Linked DNA regions of Mus musculus: regions 2 and 3 are each linked to region 1. The links are chromatin loops, found by intact Hi-C in ENCODE. Cell type or tissue: heart. All regions are shown on one strand. Links, peaks and the distances in the headings refer to the core of each region. The heading gives the core; the rest is flanking DNA.

Region 1 (7,649 bases), core at 832-5,831:
ACAAGCATCCCCATGTCTTAATCTCTATTGCTATTCCCCATTTACACATATGGACACAGGCACATTGAACATTAAAACCACCTTCAACATTTCACAGCTTTTGTGAGACAGTGACAGAGAAAGTGGAGAACAGTGAGGAAAGAAGGAGAGCTTCAATGATGCAGTTTAGCCACAGGAGCAAGAGGACCACACATTCATGTGCCACAATAAACACACTTGCATTACAGTGCTGTTGGTGTCTTGTCTCTACATTCTCAATTCACACTGTAAGACAGTGCTTAGATGCCTAAGATAGGACCACCTTCAGCACATCCGTGATGAATTAATACGCTATTATCAGGGAGTGTAGGGCTACAAACACAGAGACAGTCCTTTATATCATAGGAAGCACTGCCAAGAAATATGGTGTTGGTTGTGTGCAGGTGGCATCACCGACAATCATCAATTGCATAATTCAATAGCATAGATAATGCAGCTTTCTGCAGGTGCTATGTAGTCCAGCAATCAGGGTTGTGTTCAGTAAGGGAAACAGCATGTAAGTCTTATTCTAGGCTTCTCTAGAAGGTGTGTGTACACTGACTATGTTTGAAATCATCTTAAAATTCCATTTTCCTCACTACAGAACACTCTCTGAGGAAACTTGGTTTACATAGACACGGTGAACTTCTACTTTTGACAGCATGCCATATTAACTACTCTTAATGCAGTATCTGCTAAAAACAATTTTCTAAAAATCTGGGTTAACAAGCTCAAATGGAGCCAAATCGGGTGAGGTGGTGCAAGCCTGCAAAGTCAACATTTTGAAGGTGCAAGCAGGAAGGTTAAAAGTTCAAGATTAGCTTGGATTACAATAGTGAATTGGAGGTCAGCTTGGGCTACCCAGGATCCCATCTCAAATAAACAAATGGATTCAAATGAACTGATATTCTACTAGGACATATAGAAATTCTCAGAATGGATACAGAAGGAATGAGCAAAGGAAATGAGCACGTTTGAGGTAAGCTGGGAACGAAGTCAGCTTTAGTTCAGAGACTATCAATCAAATCTTGGCCATGTAGAATTCCTGCTTGAACAGCTATGCATCCAGCCACTGTAAGAAGACAACGTCAAAAATCAGTTCTCAAGGAGGAGTCTAATAGAAGACAGGATCCCAAGAGGAATAGTCCCTATGTAAGAGTAGGTGAGCAATAAACTCTTTTCATATAAGAGGCCACTAAGAAAACATGCTTGTCTTGGACTTAAGAGGCCAATAAGGAAGAAAAAGTCTCCCTTGAGAGTATATAATGAAGTATTTTCATTACAGGTTCCAATTCAATCTATCGGTGCAATAGAATAAACCTCAACTACATAACTTAATTTGACCCTAAGTTTGATGGTGTCTTGCAGCAAAGTTGCAGAGTCAAATGCTAATATTCTCTAGCAAAACTCGATTTTAACTCCAGCAGTGAAATTTCTCTATATTTATAACCCTGGAAAAGTGAATTCAGAGTTAAAAACCCCAACACAGATGAAATTAGGCACTGTAAACAAACGTGGCTGCTTTTGAACAAAGAGCACAAACAGATAAATAGTTTTAGTACAAAATTTAAATTAAACAGGTGTAGACTAAATATATTTAACATTCAAGTAATAAGAAAATGGCTTTAAAAGAAGACAAAAGAGAATACAAGTATGTCATTGTAAATAAAATTGTAACATAAAAATATTGAGTAGTGAATAAAATGTGTCATACTGATTTATTTTCTTTTGTATGAGAAAGGGTCTTCCATAATCTGGGTTGGCTTCTAATTGCCTATGTTGCCAAAGCTCACACTCCTAATCCTCCTGTCTCAATTCTCCCACTTAGGGGATTACAGGTGTGTGGTGTTATAATCCACCAGATAGTCTAAGAAGGGATCATTTTCCCCAAAACACAGAAGCATTTAGTGTACGAATTTTTATGAAAGGCATTTTTAAGATAGAAACGGGGCGGTGATACACTTGTTATACCACCAGTGAACATTTGCTAGGGTTATTAAAAAAGCCTGCCCAGAACTATAAACATTAACCCAGCTACTTACCCAACATAAATTTAAATCATTGTTAGTATATGCCAGCAATGCATTAAATCACTATAATTTATGGTTGGTTGTTATTTATTCATCTATTTATTTACTTTATTGCGGATGCATTTGAACAGTTGTTTTACAATGAACACAAGATACACCGCAAAACATAACTGGCTACTGAATACTATTTTGGGTGTCTTTTAATTTGGGAAATGCACATTCGCTCCAGTCTCACTATAAATTATCTTAACGTTGCAGGGACACCAATCACTTGTCCCATTTATTTATCAGGAGTGAATAATGAAGATAAATTCCAGCAGCGAGTTCTGTTCTAAACAACCTGAATTTTCCGAACTTAGCCGATTATTCTAGCGTTTGGAATCTTTGCTATTTGCCTAGCACAGCCAGAAATCCATGACTCACAAACGGCGGGCTTAGAATCACCGCCCAGAACAGGTGAAAAGTTGTTCCTAGTTGTGTCAGGCAGGCGCATACAACTCCCGTCATCCCCCATGTAAGAAATCAACAAATAAACAGAGGCACCGCATTTCGGATTCTGGCGTGCCCGTTTCGCGCAGGCGTGTGGTTTCTGTAGTTGCCACTCCAAGAGACACCCTCACTAATGGCCACGCTCGGGGAAAAAGAAGACTACATTTCCCAGAATACCGCGGAGATCCGCACCGGCCGGTTGACGTCATCGCTGCAGACAGCCAATAGCAACGGCGGGCGGCAGTGAGGCAAGCGCCGTCAGGCGCCAAAGTGGAGCCTTTTTTTTTTTCCTTTGCTTTTTTTTTTTTTTTTTTCCTTTGCCGGAGTCGAGCGGGTGCTGCTAGCGGAGGCGCCATATTGGAAGGGACAAAACTCCGGCGACAGCGAGTGACACAAATAAACCCCTGGACCCGTTCGTCCCCGCAACAGTCAGGGCCGCGATGTTGTACCTAGAGGACTATTTGGAAAGTGAGTGCGCGGCGCCGGCGACGCGGCGGGCGGGATCGGCGGCGGGCGGGAGCGCGAGTGGCCGGGCGGGCGGGATGGCGGGAGGGAGGGGGAGCGGGGGATGTTTCTTTCTCACGGTAACTGGCAGCCTCGTTGTGAGCCGCCCCCCCTCCCGTACGCACGCACGCACGCACGCACACACGCGTGACGCCAGCGCGTCCCTTCGCCGTTGGCCCCGCCCTCTGACGGACTGTGCCTTTGACAGTGATTGAGCAGCTTCCGATGGACCTACGGGACCGCTTCACGGAGATGCGCGAGATGGATCTGCAGGTGCAGAGTAAGTGGCGCGTCTCCACGGCCCCGCGCAGCCCCGGCCTCCCTCGGGCATCGCCTGGCGGGTCCTCCGCGCTACTTTTTTCAGGCTGTGACAAGGAGGCGGCGGGCACACCGTACCGTTAACACGCGGGGCACAGCAAACACAGTTGTTTGTGTACTGCATGGAGATGACGACACTGCACCGCAGTGGAAACTCGCGTGATTTTCAGAAGGTTTGCACCCGAGCCTGGATGTGGAAACTTGGAGTTCTGCATTCAGACTTAAAAGTTCATTACATTCCGAATTTCTCCAGAGCAAAGACATAGAAGGGCAGGCTAGGGACCCTAGTGAACTCGGAAGGCCGAACTTTGACAAGTTGCATATTAATGGAAGACACTTAGAGCTGTGAACAGCGTGGACACTTTCTCAGCCAGAAATGAGTGAGAGAGATCAGATTTTAAGGAAATCACCCGCTTGCTCTTTAGAAAACTGTAGACGTTTGATAGGCTTCCCTACTGGTTTCTTGTTTTGTAAACACAACCACGTCATTCAGGCTGGTCTCACACTCAATATGTATAATAATCCTAGGCTTGCTCTAATCTCCTCATCTTCCTGCTTCTGTCTGCCTAGTGCTTGGCTTTTCAGGCATTGCTAGCATTGATTTTTTTTTCTGTCAGTGCTTGGCAGCTTTATATGTGACTTATTTCCAAAATGAACCTTGTTCTTTTGAAAAAGCCAGACTGGAAGAGGCTCAAAGGTAACTTGAGTTTGCTAAGGGCTTGTTCTCTTCATTCATGAGCCTCTGCCGCCCCTGCCCCTCATTTCTGTACCTTTTGTCCCTGACTGTACTTTTCTCATCTCAGTCTCTGGGTCATCTCTTGGGGTGCATTGCCCAATAGCCTCTCATAAATCTGTGACTGGAATAGGTGTGCTTTTTCTCTTTGACTTTAAGGTAGTTGCAGTAGTAAACACCTGCCGAAGCACATTCCAGAGGGATTGAGTAGAGTTTGGTGGCAGACAGATTTGGGTTCACTCTTGGACAGGACGACTAGGACAACTCCAGCCTTGCTGCCTGGGGGGCTTGTTTGCTTTTTTTTTTTTTTTTTAAAAACTGACAGTCTTCTGAGGATTTAAACTAATACAGATAATTAGGATGTATAATGCCCATTACAAATAGGTTTAGAATAAAGGATAATTTAAAACATTGTCAATCATTCAATTTTTTTAAAATTCTGGGATAGTTTGGATTTAATCTATTCATATGACAGTGCTTTCAAGTTTACTTACTTTGTAATCCTGGAGTTTTCGGAAACAAAGTGAGTAGGCATTAAAAGTATCAGCATGTCTAAGGTCAGCAAGTAGCTGAAAGTAAATTGTGTTTTAAAAATGAAGATTAACTAGAGCATCTCAGCATCTTTTGTAAAAAGCCATCCTGCTCTGAAGTTGCTTAAATGATAAATATAGTGGGCAATTTTTTCTCCATTTCCATCACAACAAAACCCCTTTTATTTATTTTTTTAGCAGCCATCCACTGAGGTCATTATTTTTGACCTGGGCTTTGGCGAAGCCTTACATAGAGTAAATAGCATGTGTGTTGAGTGAATAAATGGTGAGCAACGGTCACATATATTATCCCTTCCTGTGAGAGGACGTGATGAGGTGCTTGGTGCTATGGAGCAAGTGTTGACTCTGTCATCACTATTTTTATTAAAAGAAGTATGAGACCGTCCCAGGAGTACTGTTAGTAAGCAGCTCTGATTGCCGTAACCAGCTGACTTAATGCCATTAACTTTGATTTCAGTGCGGGTTGTGGCGTAGATCCTTGTCTGTACAATTCACTCTACCTTGATTACTGGAAAATGTTTTGAAATAGCAAAGTCAGTACAGAATATTTCAGCTTTTTAAAAACTAATGTAATGAAGGCACCACTGCTTATAGTACAAAATGTGTATAAGCTAAAACAGAGTTGTCAGATGTCTTTTTTTTTTCCTCAAATCAAAGCAGTTTGGTCGGCTAAGTATGAAATGTTTTATTGTGTCAGATGCAATGGATCAACTAGAACAAAGAGTCAGTGAGTTCTTTATGAATGCAAAGAAGAATAAACCCGAGTGGCGAGAAGAACAGATGGCATCCATCAAAAAAGTAAGTGTGATGCCTTGGATAATTGGCAGTCACATTGGGACCCTCTAGGAGAGATAGTAACATTACGTAGATACCTGGATATGGAGTGAGGGCACTTATGAGGGACTTGGGGGCACTTGGTATATTCTAGACCAGCAGTTCAACTCAAGGGGCAGATGACCTTTTCACAGGGTCACCAAAAGCCATCGGAAAACACATTACGATTCAGAAATAATCTCATGGCCGAGGCTCACCACAGCATGAGGACCTTTGTTAAAGGGTCACAATATTGGGAAGGTAGAGAAGCACTGGTTTAGAGCTTCCTGTAATTCTTGCTGAAGTTTATTTTAGCTAGTGCTGCGGGCCTTAAGGCTGTCCTGCAGATTAGATTACAGATTAGATAAGCTCACTAGTGCTGTGTGTGTGTGGGATCTGGTGTCTTTCTTTAGTGGTGTCTAGGAACACAACTTTCAAAGATTTGGCTTTGGTCCTCACTGCCATGTAGCTGTGTGACCTGGGTCAAGTCTTTTAACATGAGGAAGAATAAGTCCTTACGCCTAACCTTCATATAAAGTTTTCAGGGATATACAGAAACATTAATCTTGGAACTGAAAATTTCAATTGTGTTATTTATTCTTCCATCTGTAAGGAAGATTGTCTGTTAGGAGGGGGTAAACCAGCTTTCCTAAGAGAAGTGGTCCTGGCTTGTAAAAATGCCCAGGTATGAAGGAGGTTAGAGCTTGCGTATGTTAACCTAGAGTTCACTAGCCATCCTTTTCAACTAGAAGTTTTTCATGCAGCACAATTTGAACATACCCCCAAAAGTCTAGTTGTCTGTGGAAACACATAGGGTACTTTTTTCTTTTATGAAAAGAAAATTTTTGGTTTTTAAAAATAATATGGAGAAATATAAATTATAATTTGAGTGGTATTAATTGATAACCTAATTTAAAACTAGAGCTGTCAACCAATTGGATAGCAGAAACCTACAGATCAGAATCCTTTCTATGGCTGTAGTTTTGCTGTAAAAATTGGGGCAGGAGAGATGGCTCAATGATTAAGAACACTGACTACTCTTTTAGAAGACCAGATTTTATTTCCAGCATCCACATGATGGTTCATAACCATCCACAACTGCAATTCAAGAGGATCTGATGCCCTCCTCTAACTTCTGTGGGCATTTGGCACACAAACATGCATTCAGGCAGCACACTTACACACATAAGATATTTTTTCAAGTTGTTAAAATGGAGTGTTCTGTGTTTTGATATGTTAGCTAACTCTTAGCACTCTTGTTCTTTTATAACTCCCTAGGAAAGAGGGTGGACTTGCCATAATTTTCTTTTATATATGTGTTTTCTGAGGTTTTTGAGCATCTTTTAATTTTTGGCATTGTACTTCATTTCTAATGTCCCAACCCTCCCGACCTTGGAGGCTTGTTATTGCTAATATGATGAGCAAGTGATAACAAGGTATAGTAGTGAGAAAGCATATGAGTATGTATGTATGTATGCTAGAATTACCAGTGCTTAAAATGAAACTATTTTTCCTTAGGACTACTATAAAGCTTTGGAAGATGCAGATGAGAAAGTACAGTTGGCAAACCAGATTTATGATTTGGTAAGTAAAAGAGTGTGCATATTATACTGTGTGTGCTAGAATTCTGGACTTTATTTTATTAGCTTAAGTGTAAACTGAAGTGTTGCTCCCTTGATCATATTTAATTTGAGAGTTCAGTGTCTGTGTCTTGGTTTCCTTGAGGAAGAGTCATAGACGTTCACAGTTTAGTTAATAGGTCAAGAGCCACACACCTCAGTGAAGACTACTGTACATTTGTGGGTAATATTTTTAGAAAGAACTGGTTTTATTTAATTAATCCTATTCTACCATTTTGCAATTGTTTCTATGATAACATGTGATTAAGAGTACTATGTTAGTGAGAGTCTTTGGTGGCCTGATGAAAATGAGAAAGAGGATTTCCCATATCACTGTTTACCTAGAGGATGCTAATACATAGTTGGCATCACCTGGGTCATCAGATTACACCCAAAAGAAAAGAAAGAAAAGAAAACATAAAGCAGACTCTGTGTTAAGTGTGTGCTTCTTGTTTTGATAATTTTGTCTTACTGTTTTTTTTTTTTAATTTGTTTTAACTTTGTTTTTTGGGGGTTTTTGTTTTATGTTTTTGTTGTTGTTTGAGAGAGCAAACATGAAGTTGGGTGAGTAGGG
Region 2 (7,649 bases), core at 962-5,961, 150 kb before region 1:
AGTTGTCCACATCGGCTGACTATTGAAAGTGTTTAAATTAATCTGGGTTATCATTTAGCACATGTACAACAATGTGGCTTCCTCCGATCTTTTTCCATTAGGCAGTCTAGAAAGAAACCATCGGCAGAAAGAATCCCATTACAGAGCATTAGAAAGCACAGTCTAAGCCACTCCGGGAAAAGTGAATTGAGTGTTACCAGAAGAAAATTATATAAAATATAAAAATGAATAATTTTCAGCTAAATAAAGTAAAAATGAAGAGAGATGGTCTGCATTCATATTCTGAAGAGGTGTGCGGTGGTACTAGGATCTCAGCCATTCTTCTAACACATCATTAGCACCAAGGCAGAAACTCACCCACAGTGGTAGAAGTGCTAACTTTCAATGTTGACTTGCTGTTTCTCAAAACTAGCCAATGAGCAAAATTTATACTAGGAACATTCAACACACACACACACACACACACACACACATTCTGTAATCACCTATTCTTTTAATGAATAAGAGTAAGTTATAATGTTATAAAAATCTCCAGAGTAGTTTCCATTTAACACTTGCAGAAGTATTGAGTCCTGTGTTTTGTAGCATAAAAAATCCTGGCTTGGCCCCGGCATAGTCTCACAAGAGACTCCTATATCAGGGTCCTTTCAGCAAAATCTTGCTAGTGTATGCAATGGTGTCAGAGTTTGGAAGCTGATTGTGGGGAAGTGGATGCTCACAGTCAGCTATTGGATGGATCACAGGGCCCCCAATGGAGGAGCTAGAGCAAGTACCCAAGGAGCTGGGGGGAATCTGCTACCCTATAGGTGGAGCAACAATATGAACTAACCAGTACCCCCCGGGAGCTCGTGTCTCTAGCTGCATATGTATCAGAAGATGGCCTAGTCGGCCATCAGTGGAAAGAGAGGCCCATTGGTTGTACAAACTTTATATGCCTCAGTACAGGGGAACTTGGCCAGAGCCAAGAAGTGGGAGTGGGTGGGTGGGGGAGTCGGTGGGGGAGGGTGTGTGGGACTTTTGGGATAGCATTGGAAATGTAAATGAAATAAATACCTAAAAAAAAATAAAACTCATGGCTTGCTTGCACTTCCTCATGTTCTACAATATCCACTAGACAACAGAGATGCCGGCCTTTCACCTGAGCATAGTCACTGAGGAACCTGGAACTCTGACTCTACCATGTTGTGTTGAGTTAACTGTATCTGATGCATCCTTTGTGCTACTGAAGCCAAGTGCATCATAGCATGTTCAAAGAAATAAAAGCCAAGCTATTGGATTCAGAGTCTTCAGTAATGTGAGGAATTTCAGTACATATTTTTATTATCTTTTAAAATAAACAAGCAGGGCTATTCAGTTGTTTCGACAATTCTGGTTATAGGTTACACTGTGTGTGTCCTCACAAAATTTATGTTTAATCTATTTTCCTCACGGCTCTGATTTTATAACAACTGGGTTGTTGAAGATGTAATGAAGCGACGATGAACCCAAACTGCAGAACACTGGGCTCCAAGGTGACCTGTCTGGGGACATTTGGAGACAGAAACACACATGGAAAATACCATACGAAGAGAAAAACAGACCAGGAAAACATTTCTACAAGAAACGGGAGGAGAGGCAGTCAATGAGCCCTTCCTCCCAGCCTTTGAAGGAGCTGACCTGACCTTGTAAGCATAGAGATCTTGAATTTCTACTCTGTCAAACTGCAAACCTGTTTCTGTTGTTGAAGCCACTCAGCTTGCAACATTCAGATTAATTCATATCAGATAGTGTGCAGAATAAAGTGTGTATCTCTACTACTGACTTCGTAAGGCAGCCTTTAAAAAAAAAGTGGGCAAGTATGTGGGTGGGGTGGGGGTATATTCTCCTCAGGCACATAAAAGGCATCTATTTTTAAAGTCCTGAGGTGCAGTGGGAGAGATGGCTCAGCGGGTACTTATTTGTTATACAAACATTAGAGCCTGAGTTCAAATCCCCAGCACCCACAGAAATGCTGGGCATAGCAGCACACATCTGCACTCCCAGTGCTCGAGTTAGGAGAGACAGATAGATGCCAGAAGCTTCCTCTGCCTTTATATGCACACATTTAGTGCATGTGTGCCTGGATGTATATACACAGTTCATACTCACACTCTCGCACATGCACACACACACACATGCATGTGTTATTACTACAAACATATCATAGAAACATATTCTTATTCTATTATAAGCAGTCTAAATATTTAGATTTAGCCCAAAGTGTTCAGCAGTGTTCCATGAGTGCACGTCCACAGGTAGAAATGTAGTTAGTGAAACTGAAGAAATGATTTTTTTTTTTTTTTCGAGACAGGGTTTCTCTGTGTAGCCCTGGCTGTCCTGGAACTCACTTTGTAGACCAGGCTGGCCTTGAACTCAGAAATCCACCTGCCTCTGCCTCCTGAGCGCTGGGTGTGCACCACCGCCCGGCTTAAGAAATGAAATTTTAAGTACTCACTTTGTAGACCAGGCTGGCCTTGAACTCAGAAATCCGCCTGCCTCTGCCTCCTGAGCGCTGGGTGTGCACCACCGCCCGGCTTAAGAAATGAAAATTTAAGTACTCAATCTAATTTAATGAAAATAATCACGCATAGCCAGTGGCTACTGTAACTTTCAGCAAAACTTTAATTAACTTGTGTGTGTGTGTGTGTTGTGTGTGCCTCATTTTAGGTGTATACATGTGTGTGCAGGAGCCTATAGAGATCAGAGGAGGTGCCATATCCCTTGGAACTAGAGTTAAAGGTGGAGTTATAGTTTTTAGACACAAAGTGAGCGTTAGGAGCTAAACCCCAGTTCTCTGTAAGAGCAGTAAGTAATGTTTTTAACCATTTCACTGAGCCATCTCTGTAGCCCAGCTTACAGATAAACTTTACATTTTAACTTGAGAATGGTATCCCATTACTCACTGTGAAACACCTAAGGACAAAGGAACATAAAAATTCCTACGAAAGAGCAACTGAGTCCTGGAAGAATGCACAATAAGTGAATTTGGGGGGCACCAAATGATTGATTTTTAAACCCAGTAAAATGTTTCAGCAAACTAAAACTGAGATTACCGGTTACTACCAGCAGGGGGAACCAGAGAGCGGCTCACATAATTTTCTCAGGAGAGTTTTGTCTCTCTTACATCAAGGCCCTAAACCAGTCTGCCCAGGCTTCCCGCACAGAACCCGTTAGCTGCATGATCTGCACGTGCCTATTTTCAAGAGCTCTAGAAGAGCACAATAGGATCCGGCTGTAGGCGTTAAAGTGTAAAATCTAATTAATGAGAGTGATTATTAAAAAAAAAGATAAAATTCAATTAATGAACTAGGTCTTTCTCAATCCTGTTTGTTGAAATATGGTTACTGTGATTTTTCACTTTTTAAAAAATCATGTATCAGAGATAAAAGAAAAATGAGGTCTAATGATATACACAAAAAGTGGAAATTTAATCAGCATAGTGTTGAAGAGTGTTTTGGGACGTTTGTCCGGGATATGATGCCCACGCATGGTCTTACCTCTTGGTAAAGGTCACTGAGATCTTCCTGGTGAGCCTGCTTGGAGCACCCTGGGAACTCCCTGACACAGCAGGAGTCGGGAGGCCAGTCCATTTCTGTCATTTCCAACCAGTCAGTGAAGTACACCACTCCACAGCACTTAAACTAGAACAGAATCACCAGTCACACTTAGAAACGACACAGAACAGCTTCTGTTTAACCTAATAGAATTGAGAGAGCTGATGTCTTAAATGTTTGGACTGAGTTAAACGTCCCTCATCAGCCGGAGATGTCTGTGCATTCTATCTTGGGGATGAAAACATCATACAGGAACAGCAAACTCACCATTCCATAATGGAACAGTTCTGACCTGTGACACCCACCCCTCCTAAAAGCAAGTCGGTGTCACAGTCTCCAACTTCAAGATGTTTTGCAGATGATCACAGCGATGAAAGAATTGTCAACCACACTTACAAATTCAATAGCTAGTCTTTCATTATCATTAACTTCTAGTCAGCAGAGAGTAGCTAACCATTTTGCTTATTATCTATTCACTAGTATAACTAAAAATTCAACTATTGTGATGAAAGTTTCCACAAATTCCATGGAAATAAAAAAACCAAAAACTTGTTGACTGAAACTCACATCTCAAAGGTAGCCAGCCATCTTGGTTTCCTTAATCAAGGCAAAAATTCTGTAAATAGATATTTGTTTGACTTATTATTACCCAGGAGAGTGAGGTTCCTGATAAGCTAGCATATTATATCATTATAATCTCAGAAAAATAATGGCATGCCTAGCTTGAATGTAGCTGAACTTAAGAATGCGAGCTTGTCTGGCGCTAAGCCTTGTTAAGAACACTTTCAGTTGTGCTTCACCAAAGATTGTCAGAAACGCTGATGAAGGCTTACAAACAGGGCTTGAAGGCATGTGCAGCCTGGATTTAGAAAAAGCAACTGTGATCAGGACAGCTTTGCCCTTGGATAACAGAGAAATCCTCTTCTAGACAGTCGGAAGGAAGGAATATGGGCAGTCACGGAGAAGAACCCTGCCAAGAGGGATGGTTATGCAAATTACTTCGCCCAGGAGACCAATCCGTGCTCAAGATTAACACGGAATCATAAAATATCACAATCCAGCGCCATTTCAAAGCTTAACCAAAACCAACTTGGAAGGATTCCGAATTCCTCATGCAACAGCAAGCGAGGAAAATGCTCAGTGTACTTGGGACATTTCCACTCACTTGCCTGAAACGCTTATGATTTAAAGAGCTTATGATTTAAATATAAAGCGGCATCACAAAAGCACCTTGAGTGATAAGCTCTTAATACTAAGAGTTTTGAGAAACTTATAAGACATTTTCCGTAGTGTTTAGAAAGCGTGGGTGTATCACAAACGTCACAACTACGCAACATCGTAGCACCACAAGGTTAGCATAAACGTCAGAGATTCTGACACAAAGTATTGGGAGTCCTGAAAATAAAGCGCATCTTTAAAGACTCCACTTCCTAAATATTTTAAATGATCGCATTTTGAGGTCACTATTTTAAAAGTCTTTTACCCAGAGAAAACTGTCTTTCCCCATTTCTTAGAGGGGCAAGCCTTTCTAAGCGGCAAGCCAGGGCCATTCTCAGAGCACCCTACTTCCAGTCACAATGGAGCAGCCCATTTATCTGGCTCTGTCAGGAAATGAAGACTTCCATAGCAGTGGCTTTTCCAAATAACTTGAACATGCTGTGTTCAGTGCCAACATTGTTAAAGAGCTGCTGACATCCGTTCTTTCCTACGGAGTTGTTTCAGAGCCTATCCACAGAGGGCTGTGGATCTGTACGAAGGCTTTCTGAACCTCCTGAAGGTGAGTGAACTCAGTATTACACCAGCTCAAGTCTGTGCTCTGTCACTACCTGCCAAGAAGACAACAGGTTCATTTCAAGGTAGCTCTGCTCCAAGCTGATGCTATGTTAAGCTCTAGAAAACACAATAGAATCATTATTTTTATTTATTTATTTATTTATTTTTTGGTCTTCGTTCTTCTTGAGTTTCATGCGTTTAGCAAATTGTATCTTATATCTTGGGTATCCTAAGTTTCTGGGCTAATATCCACTTATCAGTGAGTACATATTGTGTGAGTTCCTTTGTGATTGGGTTACCTCACTCAGGATGATGCCCTCCAGGTCCATCCATTTGCCTAGGAATTTCATAAATTCATAGAATCATTATTTTTACATATAAATAAACTGAGCCCCTCAATAGGTGAAGGGACTTTCTGATCAGTCAGAAAATGGCAGCAACTATGATTCCAAAGCTTACACAAGCGCTACCATTAGATATATATGTTTTTATTGAAAAATTATGTTTAAAATAAGGTATTAGGGAGCGTCACTAAGAATTATGCAAGATCCATTCAGTTACAGCCCACGTGCAGGACCACAACAAATGAGTTCCAAAGGTGTGTTTATTGTAGAGGAGAAAAATTGTCCTAGGCTGAGTTGTCTCTCCCATTCTAAATTTTTATGTTAAAATTCTAACCCCTGTACTTATGAGATTGTTCATGTCAAGAGAGCCACTGGAAAGGTAAGTAATCTAAAATAAGGTCAACAGCATGGGCTTAATCAGGTATGAATGATATCCTTATAGGAAGAGGAAATTAAACATGGACACATATAAAGACAAGACAATGGGAGGACATGGGACGAAGGCTTTTACATGCCAAAGGAAGAGGCTTCAAAGAGCATCAATACTGACACTCTTGAACATTCGGCCTCCAGAAGAGTGAACAGACACTTGTCCTGAGTGACCGCACGTGTGATACTTCAGTGTGGCAGTCCTGCCAGACTAATAAAGGGCTTTGAATGCCTTCTGGATATTTGGACGGATTCGCCACTCTTTTTATGCAAACTAGAATTGTGAGGTAAGAGAGAATATTTCAAGTGAAGCCAGGATATAGCATTTGTAGCACTTGTTTATGGTCCATGGAGGTGGAGCCCTGAAAGAAGGAAAAAGGGTTCGCTATTTCTCAACCTGGGTTACCACAGTTTGCATTCTAAGTTCCAGAAAAATAAAGATTCTGGGAGCTCTAGCAGGGGCAGTTCCTGAACACAGCCTTCTATAAATGCCCTGGTGCTTTACACGTCTTTTCACGGGGTTGTTTTCAGTCTAATTGTGCAACAAACAAACAAAGTCAGGAAGCAACGGAATATCAGGAAATCTGTGTGACACTGATAATTTCGCCATCTCAGCAAGAGTGGCACAAAGCCAGGTTTGGAGACTGCCCTAGACTTGAACCTCTGCCGTGGGCATAGGCACAGCAGAATGAGTAGCTAGCTGGCTATCTAGTGAGATACTCCTTCCCAAACACGTCCTGGTCCAGAGCTTGAGAACGGAAGGCAAGCTAAGATGCTTAACTTAGTCTCCGAGGGACGCCATTCCATTCACAAGGAAAAAAACTTAGGAGAACTGGTCTGAGGCAAAATCGATGATTAATCTCAAGTCACTAGATTTCCACTTGAGATTCTTGGATGAAATGTAAAACAGTTTGGAACAAAAGAATGTCATGCAATGTCACTATTAATAAGCATATGATAAATGAGACCAAGTTGATGATTCCATTCACTCTTCTCGACACTCCATGAAGTGAGCATCTGTATTGGTCCTATTTCGTAGGCATGGAAACTGAGGCTTACGAGATAAGGGAACTGATACTAGGTAGCAGAGCTAGCATTTGAATCAAGGACATCCTGACTTTTAAAAAAAATGTTTATACTAGCTAAATTCCCAATGGGGGGAAAAAACTTTTAAAATGTTAAAGTGATGTTTAAAACATAGGACATGGGTATCTCTAAAAATAGAAAATTATCATAAAAGAGAAAGATCTAAGTAAAACTTTAGATATTTATTAAATAAGTCATTAAATAGAAACTTGAGAGTAGCTCACCCGCACTTCTAAACAAGCTCATGTAGGCCAGAAGAAATGAGGAGGAGAGATGTATGTGAGACGAAAAGACACACATGGAGTGACTCAAGGCATGCTGGGAAAAACCTGCACCAATGGTCTACATAGACTTGAGTGACTCAAGGCATGCTGGAGAAAAAAAAACTGTCCCAGTGATGTCTACACAGGCTTGAGTGACTCAAGGCATGCTGGAGAAAAAACAA
Region 3 (7,649 bases), core at 962-5,961, 110 kb before region 1:
ACAAAGAGAACATTAGAATAATAGCAATAGCAATGACTATAATGATTTGAAACATCACTATGTTCCAAAATCAGTGCGGTCATTATAGCATGGCGGATTCTCAGATCATTATTCAAGATGAATAATGACATGAATAAATTGACATGAATCTCTTATTTATTTTTATTCTATTTTTCCTATATGGTGTAAAGGCAGAACCAAAGACCGAGTGAGATTTTAATAGCAGAATTCCTACTCAGGCATGCAGCCATTATGTAATGCAGGCACACCATTTAACATGTCCGGAAATATTGAAGCTATACAGGAAATTCCTCAGTGCCAGACAAAATTAGCAGATCACAGATTCTCAGTCTTGTCTGTACACTGGAGTCACTGAGGTCTCAAACAAATCCTGAGCCCACAATAGACCTTGGAGTAGCAAGAGTGTGTCGGTCCTACTATATTCACAATCCATTTGCAGTGCTGAGGACTACTACAGCAGCAAAAGGCTGAGAGACGTGTAGAAAATGAAAAGTTTGGACTGCATATACCAGACCCAACCACCCTTCCACTTCAATAAAGGAGGCAATCAGACACTGTGGGTCTCGGGGTTTGAGCAATCAGCTGTACCCAGAAATATATATGGGTGTATGTGTGTGTGTGTGTGTGTGTGTATATACATATATATATGACAAGTGACCTCTTAAGTTTATATGTGTGTGTGTGTGTGTGTGTGTGTGTGTGTGTGTTTATATAGTGTTTTTGCCAAAAATTCAAACTTGAACCCAATTAAACACCCAGGATCAGTTTATGGGAATGAAATGCAAGGTACAGCTTTAACTGCCACTTCTGGGATACACTAAATAAAATCAAGAACGTGAGATTATTTCACAATACAAACAAGCTTGTTCAATGTTTTTTAAAGAGTAGTGAATACTGAAATAAAAATTTTAAAAAGGAAAGGAATTGCTGTTAAAGATTAAAAGAAATTCAAGAGATTGTCCAACGTAATATAATGGCCTGCTTTGAACCCTAAATTAAACAAATCAATTGCAAAAAAAGTAAATAAATAAAAATTTAAAAAATATATATTTGCAGACAGCCAGAGAAGAAGTTGACTATTATTTTAGGCCTGAATACAAGCTCAATTTATTTTTAAAGGTCCCTTACCTTCTAGAGACCTATGGTGAATTGTGGACAACTTGAAGGACAGCTAGCTACAAGGCAGTGATTAATAACCATGCCCTGAGCTGAGAGTGGAGCTGGCCATGCTGGTGACCACTGGCACTGGGCAATGAGGAAATGGAGGTTAATCATAGCCCTTTCAAGGTGAAATAAGCTTTAAAATTCCCATAACTCAGAAGTGCAAGGGAAAAATAAGACACCTAAAACACATTGATAATAATTCTGCCCAGAAACCTTTTCTAAAAAATAATTAAAATTTCCTCTCACCCCTCCAACTTATTCTTGTGTTTCTTAGCCCATTTCCAACCCTGAGTCTTCACTGTGTATACCTAATTCATAGTGGTTGTCACTAGACACAGTTCTTGCTCTTATAGCAAAAAGAAAGTTGGCTCCTAAATTCTGAAGACTTCCCTATCTTATCTGAAATCTTTTCAAAAACGTGTCTTTGTTTTTTAAAAACATACTATAACTCTCAAGGGATTCAATATAACCTGACTTTTAGCATTTCTGGCAGTTTGAGGAACATCAGTAACTTCGACTTTAATGCTGACAGGGCACGAGTCTGAGGTGATGCAGACACTGACTGCAAACCAGGCTTTCTAGATAAAACCTCCAAGGAGAGCCCATGTGCGCCCATCTGTGAAGAAGGTCTCTCTGCTGGCAGGCTGGGAAGTGAATTCAGCATCCCTCCATTTATTCACAAAGGTGCCCCACAGGCTTCATCTCCCATCTCCATGACTATCTGTTGGTGTTTACTTTCTAAATGTCACAGTGAGAGAATAGCTCACTAGTTTACATTATTGAAATAAAGAACCTATCATCGTTCTACTTAACAATAAATGATCTTGCTATCTCCACCCTTGAGTTTCCTTCTTTTTTCTTTTTAATCATTTTGAGCACTTCCCACCATGCATTTTGATTGTATCCACCCTTCCTCTCACCCCTCCAACTTATCCTTGTGCTTCTTAGCTCATTTTCTGAGTCTTCATTGTGCATAACTGATTCATAGTGGTTGTCACTAGACACAGTTCTTCCCCTTTTGGCAAAAAAAGAAAGAGGAAAACAAGAAAAAAATTCATTTGTTTTGAACTGTATGTTTCAAGACACTTGTTAATGGCAGGATGAATAAAGCCTTGGCTTGAAGTCATTATTCCTTTCTAAGCATATACATTGATCATGGCCAGGTACTGCACTATGTACCAGAGACGGGAACGAGAAGTAGCTGACACTATCTCCATGATGCATTTCTCTAAGGGAAGAGGACATACATTGCCATCATCAGAAGTGTGAATGTGCAACTGCAGGCTGTACTAAGTACAGGAGAGAACAACTCCTTTCAGGCTGTCTGACTCACAAGGTCAAAGGGACTTCTCTATGGCAGCTGGGATGTGAAGAGCAAAGTCAAGTTAATTAGGAGGGAAAGGATAGAAAGGATTTTCCAGTCAGAAGGAAAAGCAAAGGTTGCAGAGGAGAAGGCAGCATGGCATGTTCGGGGGAGGGGAACGGCTCCTGGGAATGCACAGCTGGGCAAGGAAACTTGTCTTCGAAGCTGCCTAAAGGTATGTCCTTGACAGCGTGCAAACGACAGAAAGCCACTGAACTCTGAACTTCAACTAGGAACCTCAGCTCTGCACCTTTGCAGCTTATAACGTTTGGTACGACATTTGGTTTTTACTTAACCGCAGTTGCTTTTTTTTCACCTTTAAACCATCATAAAAAAAAACTCTATAGAAGATTCTTATGATGAAGTAAATCCAAATATATTACCTGTTATTACCATGTGTCACATTTAACCCGAGAGTTTCTCTTAATGCGTCTCAGTGTAAACTATTCCTAAATCAGTTCAGACGTGGGATTATCTGATATGGAAAGGACTACTGAGTGAACTCTGCGCAGAGCTACTGGCCAGCCATTCTCCATCTTAGCACGACTAAAACGGGTCCCAGCTCCACTTTTCTCCAAGCCTTTTGTCACCCCTCACAGTGTTTACAAGCCTAGTGAATGGAGTAATGAACCCTTCAATCACATCGGCTGGCAGCTTGGCAGACAGCCTGAACCTCTCCCTCTTTTTCTGCTGGACATTTAATTAGTTTTGAATCCTTCTCGTGGTTCCTGAGAGAGGCGTCTGGCAAGCCCCTCCCCACTTCCTGCTGCTTCAGGCTAGTTCAAGCCCCCATCCTCTCTTGTCAGGATGTAGCAATCATCTTCATGAGACATCTCTCCAGCTCATAGACTCCACCTCCACAGTGCAGAATCAAGCCTGCTTCAGCACGTAGCCTTCCTCATGCTATTTCCCAACCTCTATTTCCTCTTCCCTCACCTCCCTCCTAGAGAATAAAGTGTAATAGCCCGAGGAGGTCACACAAGGCCCTCTTACTCATTCTTTAATCTACCCTCCAATCCCGTTTGCTGCCAGCTCCTTCCCGTAGTTGAACAATGATGGAAGTCCTTGCAAAGGGCACATTCACAATTCCCAAGCTCCCATGTCTGCTTCTCCTTGTGGCCTCTGCTGAAACACCACCCTTCCCAGGCCTTCCAGTCCTCAGGAGCAAAGTAACCTCCAATTCTCTTTGGACACCAGCCCAAACATCAGTTAGAGTGGAAAGATTGTCTCCAGTCTCCCTCCTGACCCACAGCACTTGTGAATGCTCTCTGCACAGTCCTTGGGGAGCCTCTACCTCATTTCCTGTTTGATTCTACCCAGTAAAAGAATCTTACTCTGTAGTAGGACCTAATACCTATCAGTTAGGCAACTGGGTGGGAATGTTTTCTACACTCCACGCAAGCTGAGATCTTTAGCAAAATCGGATGCTTTATCGGGAACTCAATTTCACCTTGCTGGAAATGTTCTGTAGGGGCATGCTGGCCGAATGGCAATGGAATAATATACAATAAAGGTTAGAAACGAATACAGGGATGCTTTAAACTATCAACTTTGCATTCTACACCATTGCACTGTGTTCTCCTAAGAGGTGTCTACCAAATGTGGAGCTGTACCTGGAGCACAAATCGAAATAAATATCAACGCAAAGCTTTCTACCACGGTAAGCAAGCAGCTTTGAAAAAGAATGGCCTAAATGCTTGCAAACCATCTCATCCTCAAAGAGCGACTTTACACTGAGGCTAAGATGCTGGAACCAGGCTATATTGAGACACCAAAATGAGTCTGAATCAGGCCAATAAGCCTTCCTGATATTATGTAACCTAGGAGCATAACTTACAGGAAAAACTCACACTCCAAACCACTGAATTTTTGTGGATTATCCAAATTAGTTTTTGGTTGCTTTAAACTTGTATTTCCCATTTTTGACCAAGCTATACATATTTATGGGGTATATCATATTCGAATTTATGAATTTGTCACATATGGATCAAAGTGGGGACATAATTATTCACCAGATATTTCTGTGTGGGGAGCGGGTGTGGCGGCAGTCCCAAAGGCGCCAGGGACTGCAGCTAAGTCATATGACTTGCACCTGACTTCCTCATATAAGACACAAACATCTTGAGTGCTGCGCAGGTGTACCAGGATACAGGTGAATACAATTTGGTGGAGATTTGCCCCTGCTGCCCTGATTAGCTGAAGCCTCGTGACTGGCGAGGGGGCGTGGCCTGCGGTGCGTGGATGAGAGAGAGTATAAAAGGAGTGAGAGGCCCAGGGTTCGGGGGAGATATAAACAAGAAGAATCAGGACTGAATAAACTGCTGTTAGAAGGACTGGTGGTCGCGTCGTTCTTGCTGGTCGAGAGCGGACGCGACAATTGGTGGCCCGTACGGGGAACCGACTCCCCCACCGAGTTCAGAACTTTCAGCAGTCAGTGGTTGCCGGCAGGGTAAGTTCACGGTGAGTGAAACTTTCGACCCCAGGAGTTTGGGAAGGACCTCGGATAAAATAGAGGCAAGCATAAAGTTGCCAGGAAGCAGGCACAAGGTAACAAAAGGTTCCCGGCTTTGGGACAAGTTAAGGTTCCCAGTTTGGGGACAAGTTAAGGAACTATGATAACCTCAGTGTAGTGATCAATAGATCCTCGCTGTGTAGTTATGCTTTTTTCTCCCACTGACCCTTTGTGGGTAGGTCTGATAGTTTTGGTCTTGTTTGTTCTGATATATGGACTCTGTTACTGTTTGAAACTGTGTGTAGAGACAGTCAAGACAGGTCAGAAAATCCTTATAGAGCAACAAGAAAGTATGTCGGAAAAGGAGAAGGGCTTAAAAAGAAAAAGGAAAAAGAAAGGAGACACAGTGTTATCAGGTGGACAGAAAGGACAAAATAAAAGAGCCAAGGCGGAGGAGGAAGGCGAATTAGCTTCTGCGTCCTCTCCCTATGCCTCCTCAGCAGCCACCTATAGGTGGACCTTCTGTCCGGAGGTTTGGAGAGAGGATAGATTCTCCTTGCTGGGATGTCCTATTTTCACCGACCAAGCAGGGCAAAGATAGCACGGGATAGGGATATGCTGCTTGGTTAAGGTCGCTTTGCACAACAACAAACAGGATATCCACTGCAGGTGTTTGAGCAGGTGAATCAGATTGCCATAAGGGCTTGGAAATCATTGCCCAACAGAGGGGAAGTTAGTGAAAACTTGACTCTCATATTGACTCCCCAGATGGACACACAGGTGATTGAGGTTATGGTCTCATTACCACGAGGTATTGTGTCCATCTCCCCTGGGGATCGACCAGATCAGGTGTTGACGTGGGCGAGAGGGTCTGTTTGTGTGTTTCCACAGGACCAGATGGAACCTCTTTGGGTGCCGGAGAGATTGGTGAGACGCTGCAAGAATGAGGCTCCTGATCCAGTTGGCCCTGTGGATGTGGTGGATATTCCCACAAGCACAAACAATGGAGCCGAGATGGGAGATCCTTTCGGTATTCCAGAAGCCGATACCAGCTCGACATGACATTCAAATTTTTCCACGCTTTTTGATCCCTGAATTCCCCTTAAAGAGATAGCCTCTCTGGCCATCTATCCCTTGCTTCAGGGAAGATGAGCGGGGATGAGAGCCCTGGGATGTATGCTTGTTATAGTGCATGTGCGTTGTGTGTTTGGCACATGTGTTAGGTGCAGCGTGTGCAGGCCCGCACTTTTGCCATGGTAGCGTAGGCTTTTGCTGCAGTGGAGGCGGGACAATCTCCTCAGATTCGGTTTGCCGCTCTAAAAGAAATTATGCTGCGTTATGCCGTGGGGTGCGAGGCTAAGCACTGCACAGAGGATAGCTTGCTGTTGGCATCCTGTGGAAGGCACGTCTGATTGCATGAAGGTTCAGTGTCCTAGTTCCCTTCCCTCAGGAAAAACGACACGGGAGCTGGCCAAGACCTCTCTGGGTGATGAGCCTAAGGGATGGTTTTGTGTAGGGCCCCTATGCTTGCACACTGGGGATCAGACCTCTACCTTCACCCATGAGGCTTGCTTGCAGCAATTAAGATCTGGCCATAGGTTAATTAACATCCTGGCCTTTTGATGCACCTGCCGCAAGCAAAACACAATCTCCCCAGGAGTGGCTTGGCATGATTGAGAGGTAGTCAGTGATAAGACTCCCTGGGCATGTCACCAACCTAAGACAGGGATCAAACCAATGCTGTTTGTCTCCCAAAGACAGGTAAGGGGCATGGTTGCGAGGGGCTATCTACAGACATTCTCTCTGCCAAAAAAGAAAAAAGGGGGAATTGTGGGGAGCGGGTGTGGCGGCAGTCCCAAAGGCGCCAGGGACTGCAGCTAAGTCATATGACTTGCACCTGACTTCCTCATATAAGACACAAACATCTTGAGTGCTGCGCAGGTGTACCAGGATACAGGTGAATCCAATTTGGTGGAGATTTGCCCCTGCTGCCCTGATTAGCTGAAGCCTCGTGACTGGCGAGGGGGCGTGGCCTGCGGTGCGTGGATGAGAGAGAGGGAAATAGCTTTACAAGGTACGTCTGGCCTTGAACTTTCTAACGAAATTCAAGACAGTCTATCAGAAGTAAAGTGGGAAATAGCTTTACAAGGTATGTTTGGCCTTGAACTTTTTCTAGTGTTAGGAGCCTTTTTGTTCCTTTTCACATGTTATCAAGTGGTTAAGGCAGGGCTGAAAATTCTGGATGAAATTCAGGGCAATCTATCAGAAGTAAAGCGGGGAGAGAGAGTAGGAGCAAAGAGGAAATATGGTACACAAAATAAGTATACAGGCCTTTCCACGGGTCTTGAACCTGAGGAAAAGTTTAGGTCAGGTAAGAATACCTGGGGAGAGATTAGAAGGAAAGAAAAGAAAAAAGATCAATCAGCGGAGGTCTCTAGGAGAAGGAGCCTATACTCATCACTAGATGAGCTCAAGGAGCCAGTTCTTAATAGTTCTGAATCAGATGAAAAGGCTATTAGGGCCTGGAAGGCGCTCTCCCGAGCAGGTGAAGTCACTGGACAACTAACAAAGATCGTCCAGGGACCTCAGGAGTCATTCTCAGATTTTGTGGCCAGAATGACAGAGGCAGCAGAGCGTATTTTTGGAGAT

The links. Peaks named below come from ENCODE experiments on the same cell type or tissue, not always from the same donor. Only the 100,000 strongest peaks of a DNase experiment are listed, where the experiment ranks them.
Region 2: it touches region 1 in a loop (4-fold over the local background); 14 of 42 quality-filtered maps call a loop at or near these places.
Region 3: it touches region 1 in a loop (2.0-fold over the local background); 2 of 42 quality-filtered maps call a loop at or near these places.

What each region holds. Positions count from the first base shown.
Region 1 is chr6:21,946,789-21,954,437 of GRCm38, forward strand. Ing3 (inhibitor of growth family, member 3) reads left to right here and starts at 2,827. Exons shown (of 12, transcript NM_023626.4): 1 at 2,827-3,005; 2 at 3,250-3,321; 3 at 5,341-5,441; 4 at 6,975-7,040. The coding sequence starts at 2,978. In heart, for the core only: a CTCF peak has its summit at 3,370; DNase peaks (open chromatin) are centred at 2,693 and 3,193; H3K4me3 peaks cover 2,285 bases; H3K27ac peaks cover 1,888 bases.
Region 2 is chr6:21,792,063-21,799,711 of GRCm38, forward strand. Tspan12 (tetraspanin 12) reads right to left here. Exons shown (of 9, transcript NM_173007.4): 8 at 3,516-3,659. Among named protein-coding and RNA genes, the nearest start is that of Gm30270, 57 kb to the right of the region's middle. In heart, for the core only: CTCF peaks have their summits at 3,084 (motif pointing right) and 5,304; a DNase peak (open chromatin) is centred at 5,249.
Region 3 is chr6:21,836,911-21,844,559 of GRCm38, forward strand. All of the region lies in intron 3 of Tspan12 (tetraspanin 12), which reads right to left. Among named protein-coding and RNA genes, the nearest start is that of Gm30270, 12 kb to the right of the region's middle. In heart, for the core only: a CTCF peak has its summit at 3,661; no DNase peak of the experiment used is centred there; H3K27ac peaks cover 835 bases.